3 separate regions of the Mus musculus genome follow, and all the other regions are linked to region 3. Evidence: chromatin loops called from intact Hi-C (ENCODE). Cell type or tissue: heart. All regions are shown on one strand.

What was found. A loop is a pair of places that touch in the nucleus more often than their neighbours do. Peaks named below come from ENCODE experiments on the same cell type or tissue, not always from the same donor. Only the 100,000 strongest peaks of a DNase experiment are listed, where the experiment ranks them.
Region 1: it touches region 3 in a loop (6-fold over the local background); 16 of 42 quality-filtered maps call a loop at or near these places.
Region 2: a loop joins it to region 3, with 2.7 times the contacts of the local background. A loop is called at or near these places in 6 of 42 quality-filtered maps.

Annotation. Positions count from the first base shown.
Region 1 is chr10:5,489,035-5,491,534 of GRCm38, forward strand. It overlaps a transcript of Syne1 not described here. Among named protein-coding and RNA genes, the nearest start is that of Syne1, 2.0 kb to the left of the region's middle. In heart, a CTCF peak has its summit at 1,223 (motif pointing right); no DNase peak of the experiment used is centred here.
Region 2 is chr10:5,309,173-5,311,672 of GRCm38, forward strand. Syne1 (spectrin repeat containing, nuclear envelope 1) reads right to left here. Exons shown (of 146, transcript NM_001347711.1): 46 at 63-266. Among named protein-coding and RNA genes, the nearest start is that of Gm51757, 16 kb to the right of the region's middle. In heart, no CTCF peak of the experiment used is centred here; a DNase peak (open chromatin) is centred at 1,449.
Region 3 is chr10:5,553,647-5,556,146 of GRCm38, forward strand. No RefSeq gene overlaps it. Among named protein-coding and RNA genes, the nearest start is that of Myct1, 39 kb to the right of the region's middle. In heart, a CTCF peak has its summit at 1,493 (motif pointing left); no DNase peak of the experiment used is centred here.

The DNA.
Region 1 (2,500 bases), 65 kb before region 3:
AGCATAGAAAGTGTTGGTTAGGAGCTCATATACGAGGCAAGTGTTTGGAGTGAAAAGGCTGAAAGGGTGTTTTAAAGTTCCATATAAGAATACCCAAGGCAGTTCAAGTTCAGGTCACCAAACAAGAAATGTTCACAGATGTGTTGGTCTTTCTAGGACTCAAATAAAATAATTCCGTGGCCTGAAACTTCCATACAAAACAGAAATCAAGCAGAGCCATACCCGTGGCTGTTAACCTGATGCCAAGCAAAACAAGATGAATCCAATTCATTTTCTTTTTCCTCTTAGGATAGTGATGCTTATTGTTAATATTAAACTTGTAGATACCCTGGCGTTCTTAGAATAAAAGATGTTGACTACTCCAATGGCTGACGGGAAGACAATATCTAGTCTTCAGGAAGGCAGATGGTACCGCTCATTTTCTCACCAGTAGCTCTGGGACTTTGGGAAGGCCACATGCCTGACTCAGACTTATAGTAATCTTATTTACTATGAGACTTTAAGGAGCTGAAGAGCCTCTTTGTGCCTCAGAACCATTACAAAGATTTCATTTGATGATTTAACCATTTAATATTTTGAGATTTTATTTATATTTTGTTTTATGCATATGGATCATTTGCCCGCATATATATGTTTAACCCACGCATGCAGTTCTTGTGGAGGGCAGATGAGCATGTAAAATGCCTTTACAACTGGAATGCCAATAGTTGCCAGTCAACATTTGTGACCTGGGGTCCTGGGTCCTCTGAAAACAGCAAGTGCTCTTAACTGCAGGCCATCTCTCCAGCCCCTCACTGGATGCTTTATAAAAATGCTTTGTCCCGTTTTGCACCTTTTCACGTTTTGTTCATTATTCATTGTTATTCCTTGTTATTCTAGACTTCAATTTACCCACCTAACATTTGTGTCAGTAGCCGAGCACCGACTCCTGCCTTTCAGAACTTGTTAGCTAAATATACTTGAGCAAAGGCAAGCAAGTCAGGAAAAACTGGAGACTTTAATTTACGTAGCACTTCCTCCTCTACTTTCTCCGTAACACCAAGAATCAAGGCATAACACCAAGAATCAGAGAATCTTGGGAGGTTTAGACATTTGAGCATATATTTTCCGAGCAATTCTGGATCATTATGCTTTCTTTATCTCGGTATGTTCATAGCAACAAAACAGTCATCATAAAATCATCCTGCACCCTTAAAGGCAAGGCACTGTCCCACCGCCAGGGGGCAGCATTTGTGCTCTGGACCAGCCAGTTTAAAGTCAGTGAAAAGATGGACCTTTGACACTTCCATGTTCACTGTCACGTTTAGTTCATCCTTTCTAGCTACTATGAGTCTCCCTGCCCAGTCCCAATATCAACACTAGGTCTTCAAACTTACTATACATCTCAGTCTCACTTGTACAGCCAAGACCTGCCTCATCCCTGAAAGACTCAAAGGATGCAGAACTTTAAATCATCCTTTTGTTGTTTATGCTCACACCGTTGCCCCAGTAAGGATGAGCCTGATAAACTGATACAATATCTGGGAGATTTTTCACTCCTTTCAATTTTCTCATAAGCTTCATCGTCATCTGGGAAGCAGCTACCTAGGGCTAGGTAAGGACTGTGGAGCTGAAAAGTTACATTTAAAAGTATCACTGTCTAGGTGTCCGGGAAACTTTTCATTAGGAAGAGACAAGCCGGCAAGGAGAAAAAGGATGATTCAGAGTCTGTATTCAGTATCCTTAAGTGTCTAGTCCTTCAAAAGCTCTAGAAAGGTTTTGTTAGTTTGTGTCTTGTTGTTTGTTTGTCTCGGTTTCGTTTTCTGTTTGTTTTGTCTTGTTTTTATTCCAACAAAAAACAGTACGATAAGTGTGAAGGGGAAAATGATGCCCGTTCCCTGCCCAGTCTTACCTTCTGACACTGAACACTGGAACAGATTTGCTAACTATAAACTGAGCCCGTCTACTCATGATGAAAAAGAGTCGAAATGAGTTTGGAAAGGCACAGTGTTGGAGGAGGCTGCTGGCTTGTTTTGTCATAACCAGCTCTCACTTTTTAAATTCTAGTGAACACCATCTTGTCTTTTCTTATTATTTTCGGTTTGCTGGGCTTCAAGGGCGGTGTTTCTTTTCCGTGAGAAATAATAGCAACTTCAACCCACGGGAACCACTTAGAAAGTAGCAGCGGGTGGGCAGGACTGGAAGGAGGTACAAGGGGAAGCAGGAAGGTTCCGGAGCAGCAGAATATAGATTCCTAAGCAATTTCTGCCCAACCTACCACCTTTCAAATGGCATAAAAGCACGGTCAAAGAGAATCTTGGCACCAAAGCACAGGTTTCTGATGCTGTCTGATAAGGCTTAGTGAAGCCCTTCAGCGTTGTGTGGATGCCAAAGGGATATCAGGCCGGAAGAGAAACCACAAATGAGCTTACAGCAAGGTGTCTTTGGGGCATCACTCCAAGATGAACCTCACTAACAATGGCGGCCATGAGAGGGGCTTCCATCAATTAAGGGTATAATT
Region 2 (2,500 bases), 240 kb before region 3:
TATTATATCTTTATCATAGTTGTAAAACAGGAGAATTAATAATAGAATAGTTTTTGACCCACCTTGGCTTTCTTCAGCCCTTCGCAAGTCTCGGTTTGGGCACATCTGGTCAATGATTCCTCCACATTGATCAGCCACGCTGTGATGTCCTTGACAAATCTCTCCACTTGGGTCCTCTGAGCCGTGAAATCCTTCAGGGTTCCCCTTGCTTCCTCGGTGATTTCTTTGGCGTGTTCCAGCTTCTGCCTTAAGTCTGCTTCTATAAACTAAATACAAAGCTCAATTTCGTGAAAATCTGGGAGGACGGAAAGCACACTCACCAGCTAGGAATTCTGTTTACGAGTAACTCCATCAAGAACACATTAGGCTAACCATAGAAGCCTCTCCAATACTAATAGCTTTTCCCAGGATGGAAAACCAGGGAGTGTGGGCTGCCGACCATATTGAGCGAGGGGAAAGAGCAGCGTCTCAGCTAACCCTTCTCTCAGAGTGTGGTGTTGATGGAGGTTCCAGGGAAGAGAAGATCACATCGTCAGAGAAAAGCTGGACCAAAAGTGTGCTGTTAATTTTCCTTCCAAGGGACATGCACACGAGCCTGTCTGGTTCCGACTCTGATTGGAGGAAGCCCACCATAGGATTTAATGGGAAAACAATTTTATTCTGTAAGATATTGATTTTCTTCTCCTGGGAGGAGGTATTCCAGGAAAGTTGATTTTGGTGTGTGTGTGTATCCTGAGTTAATAAAAGGACTTATAAGTACTCTAAACTAAGAAAAATGATCTTAATCCCACAACTCAAATATCCGTGCTATTTGGCAAAATCAGCAAACATAAAGACTTGTGTTGTATTCTTTTTTTTTTTTTTTTTTTTTTTTATGTCTAGCTTAGAGCAGCTGCAAGCAAGAAGCTGAGAGGATCTTTTCTTCTTGCTCTGCTGTGAGTTTCTACCCCTGCTTGGCACAGCTGGAGGCTCCACAGGCCTGGAGGGGAGGGGCCAGGGAGAGGCGGGAGAGGCCTCTGAACAAGACTCCAGGAGCTGCCCCACACAGCCCCTGCTTCTCTAGGTCTGTGGTTTTTTTTTTTTTTTTCTGAGAATGCTTTCATTGCTGAGACCAACCCCTTCTCACCTGAGAGCCCCCCTCCCCAGCTGAAGGTCCCTGGAGGATCTTGAGTATAGAGTACACTCTTTCCTGCCCCCTCACTCTCTCTTTTCTCAGCCCAAGGCATCTCTGCTTTCATGCCCCAGAAAGCCTTCTTAGACAACCAGCTGTCCTCACGCTGTGGACTCTAAGGGTGGTCTCTTTCTTCAATCATAACTTTTGGATTGAGCCCACATGCTGATACACACTCTCCCTCCCCCAAGCCCCACAACTGCGGCTGAGATGCTGGCCAACCACACAAGCCTTTACTCTTTGGCAGATACATCAGAAGTCAGCCAGCCTGCCTGGCAGGGTTTAGAAACCAGAGGCTGGTGGCTGCCAGCTGCAAGGGACAAATGAGGCTGCCCTCTAAGTGGTGTCACAGAAATTCTTTTCCTTATACTTGAGGACAATTAAGAGATATCACCTGACCTTCTTGGGGCAGGGGTGGGGCAAGTGGAGAGAAAGAGAAGGAGAGATGCAGAACAATAGTAGCTCACACCCCAAATCCTTGCTAAATCCTCCCTCTGCAATAGCCGAAGGTCCAAATACATGGGACAGAAGTCATCATCCCTTTTTATTCCAACCATGAATAGGAATGGCATTTCCTTTGCTTCGGATAAAATGTCCAACATTCCCATACGTGCCTGAGATCATGGCCAAGCATGGCCTGTCAGTTAAAGAGAAAGTCAAAGACAATGGTACAAGAAGAGAGAACAAATCCATGAACATAACTAATAAATAAATAAAAATAGGCAAAGGCACCCCAGAGGTGTCAGCTAGAAGTTAGTGAGGCTGTCGGCCGAAGTGGTAAGCCTTACAACATTGGGTTCATCCAGAGCTCAGACATTAGAGTAGCCTAGGTTCCCTGGCCAACCCAGCTTCCCCCTGCCCTGCCTTGGTAGTCTTGGGACTGGGACCATCTACGGGGCTATTAAGGGACATTAGTCCTTGCCCTGTCCCCAGGCCCAGTTACTAAATGAATTAACACATTATTAGTAAGATCACATATGTATTAAGAGGCAGGGTTCTGTTCTTGTCTAAGCACGAAATGTACCAAGAAACAATCAAGTTGATACTGCACCCAAAATTCAAAAGGGAAAACTACTCTTATAATAACATTATAATGCTTGAATTGTAAATGTGCCATAAATATTGGCACTCTGAATTCTACTGATGTTAATGCTTATTTCCCTGGATATGAGAAAAAAGAAACCCATGTTTGCCAGGAATTATGATGATATAGAAACACACAAACGCACGCACGCACACACACACACACACAATCCACACACATTCTATATTTTGGGAGCAAGGATGTAAGTGATCGGCTGTCATGTGGTATTTATTAGAAAAGTCATC
Region 3 (2,500 bases):
CAGTGTCTGTGTGTAGTCCTTGAGTGAAAAATGTAATTAGTAGTACTATCACCAGTATAGTTATTACCATTGTTGGCAAATTAAGACAAAATGATCGGTCTTCCCTTTTGTGATAGCCTGACTGAACTAAGAAATCTATTCCCCAGAATAGAAAGATATCTTCCTCAGTCGTCACAATATGACCAGCAGCTGCCTACACAGGCACCTGAGCCTCTCCTTCAAACTCAGGCTGTCCTTCATCCTTGCTTTCTTCCCACTGTGTGTAGAATGCTCCTCTCACACTAAAGTTGCAGTTGGGCCTAAAGGTAAAGACCATTTTCAGTCTAGTTGTATTCTGGTGCCCACATCTTCCTGCCCTAGACACTGTAAAATACAAGTTACCTACTGTGCCGACATGAACTCATCAAGTGATGGTTTCTGTTTCTGTCATGTCTGTTTTATGTAGTTGGGTGGATGCCATGGGCATCTGGCTATAGTTTAAAAAGATACTAAGATACTATTTATTAGAAGCCCTACCACTGGTGAGTCTCGGCCCATGTGAGCACATGTATTCTGTAACAAGAAGTATCCTCTCCACTTCTTTTCTTAACAGTGTTCAAGACTGGTTTGTTTGAAAAGTGCAGTGAAACTCAACAGAACAGATCTTTAGTGTTTTACAGGAAAAGGGGTAGGGTGTCATATTAGTAAGAAGGTAGATGCAGTCAGCAGCGGTCTTGATCGGCTTCAAGAAACTGGGGTTCCTCTTTCAAGACAGTGGCCTCAAGGGGAGTTACAGCCATCCAGAATAAGACTGGAAAGCAGTGGATCTCAACCTGTGTGACACAACCCCATTTGGGGGGACCCTCTCACAGGGGTCACCTAAACCCATCCAAAGCCACAGATATTACATTATGATTCATAGCAGTAGCAAAGTTACAGTTAGGAAGTGGCAGTGAAAATAATTTTATGGTTGGGGGTCACCACAACATGAGAGACTGTATTAAAGAGTTGCAGTGTTAGGAAGGTTGAGAACCACGGCTCGAGAGCTTCTCTGGGTCTCGGCCATGCCGTGATGCTTCGTAGCGTGTTATCTCTTTGCCTTCTGAGCCACAGCCAGAAGGAACTCCAGCGCCCCATAACTCTCATCCCTTTTCTTCCACAGGATGGCACAACCATGGCCAACTTGATCTCCTAAATTATTTTCTTTAATAAACTTTTTTTTTAACTTCAGGTAATTAAGGTACTGATCTTAGAAACCTAAAGAGGTCATTACCATAGTCAAATACAAGCTAATCCAACGACAAGCACCCCACCTTTGAAGGTCTAGAACTAGTCTGGAAATTCGTGTCATTCAGGAATCATGAAGGAAGACACAAAGCACGTTGAGATTATGATGCAGAGATGTGATGCTAGCTTTGCTGGGAGAGCCCTTGCTGTTATGCCCTGTGGGCCTTTAGCATTCAGGAAGCAGGGGTATAGATACCTACAGACCTCTGAAGGTGGCTGCTGCCACCCAGAGGTCAGCACAAGGCAGCTAATGCCGCCTTACACAGCTATGCTCTGAACTGATCCTGCTGTGTGAAGCACATTGAAGCTGGAGAGAGAATTTCTCAGTGTCTTCTTCGCCTTCTGAATCTTTCATGAAAGCATGACAGAATGTGAATTTCATCCAAACCCGAGGGGGAGGAGGCTGAGGAAATATAATCCCCAGACTTCTGGCTTCTGGGATACAGGAGAGAGAAGAGAGCTTTAAAGAGAACACTTCTCAATAAACCAACAAACAACAAATAAAAAACACTACCCTGCCAGTCACAACCTAGAGTTAAACAGGTTTCCTCAAATGCTAAAGTTAAAACTGAGACATTTCTCTTTCAAAAGATTGATCTCTTTAATATGCTATATAAGTTTATTAAAGTTACTTTCCAATTTTAAGTTAGGACTTTATGGTTAATTTCAAAATGGATTCAAAGCATGCGGTCACTCTTTTGCTCAACACCCATCGAAGCATTCTGTCTCAGTGATCCCTGTATAATCTATATGGTATAATCTATATGTATAATCTGTATGATATCCCAACCTCTCCATTAAGCCTTCCTCAACTACGAGTCTCCCCTGTCTATACTGCAACCACACACATGCTTCAGTGTTTCTGAAGATCACAGAGCAAGTTCCTGCCTCAAGATATTTTCATAGATTATTCTCTCTGCAATTAAACTCTGAGAATCACCCATAGCTTATACACTAACATTTTCCAAGTCTTTTTAGCAATGGCTGTATTAGTGAAGACTTTCCTGAAGGCCTTAGACAACAGTTAAACATTTAAAACTATTCTCCACTCTGTTTTTGTTAATTTTGTTGTATGTAGTGGTATTTAGTTCTTTTCTTTTGTTTTTGTTTGTTTGTTTGTTTGTTTTGTAGCCTTGGCTATCCTGGAGCTTGCTTTGTAGACCAAGCTGGGCTTGAACTCATGAAGATCCACCTGCCACTGTCTCCTGAGTGCTGGAATGAAAGGTGTATACCA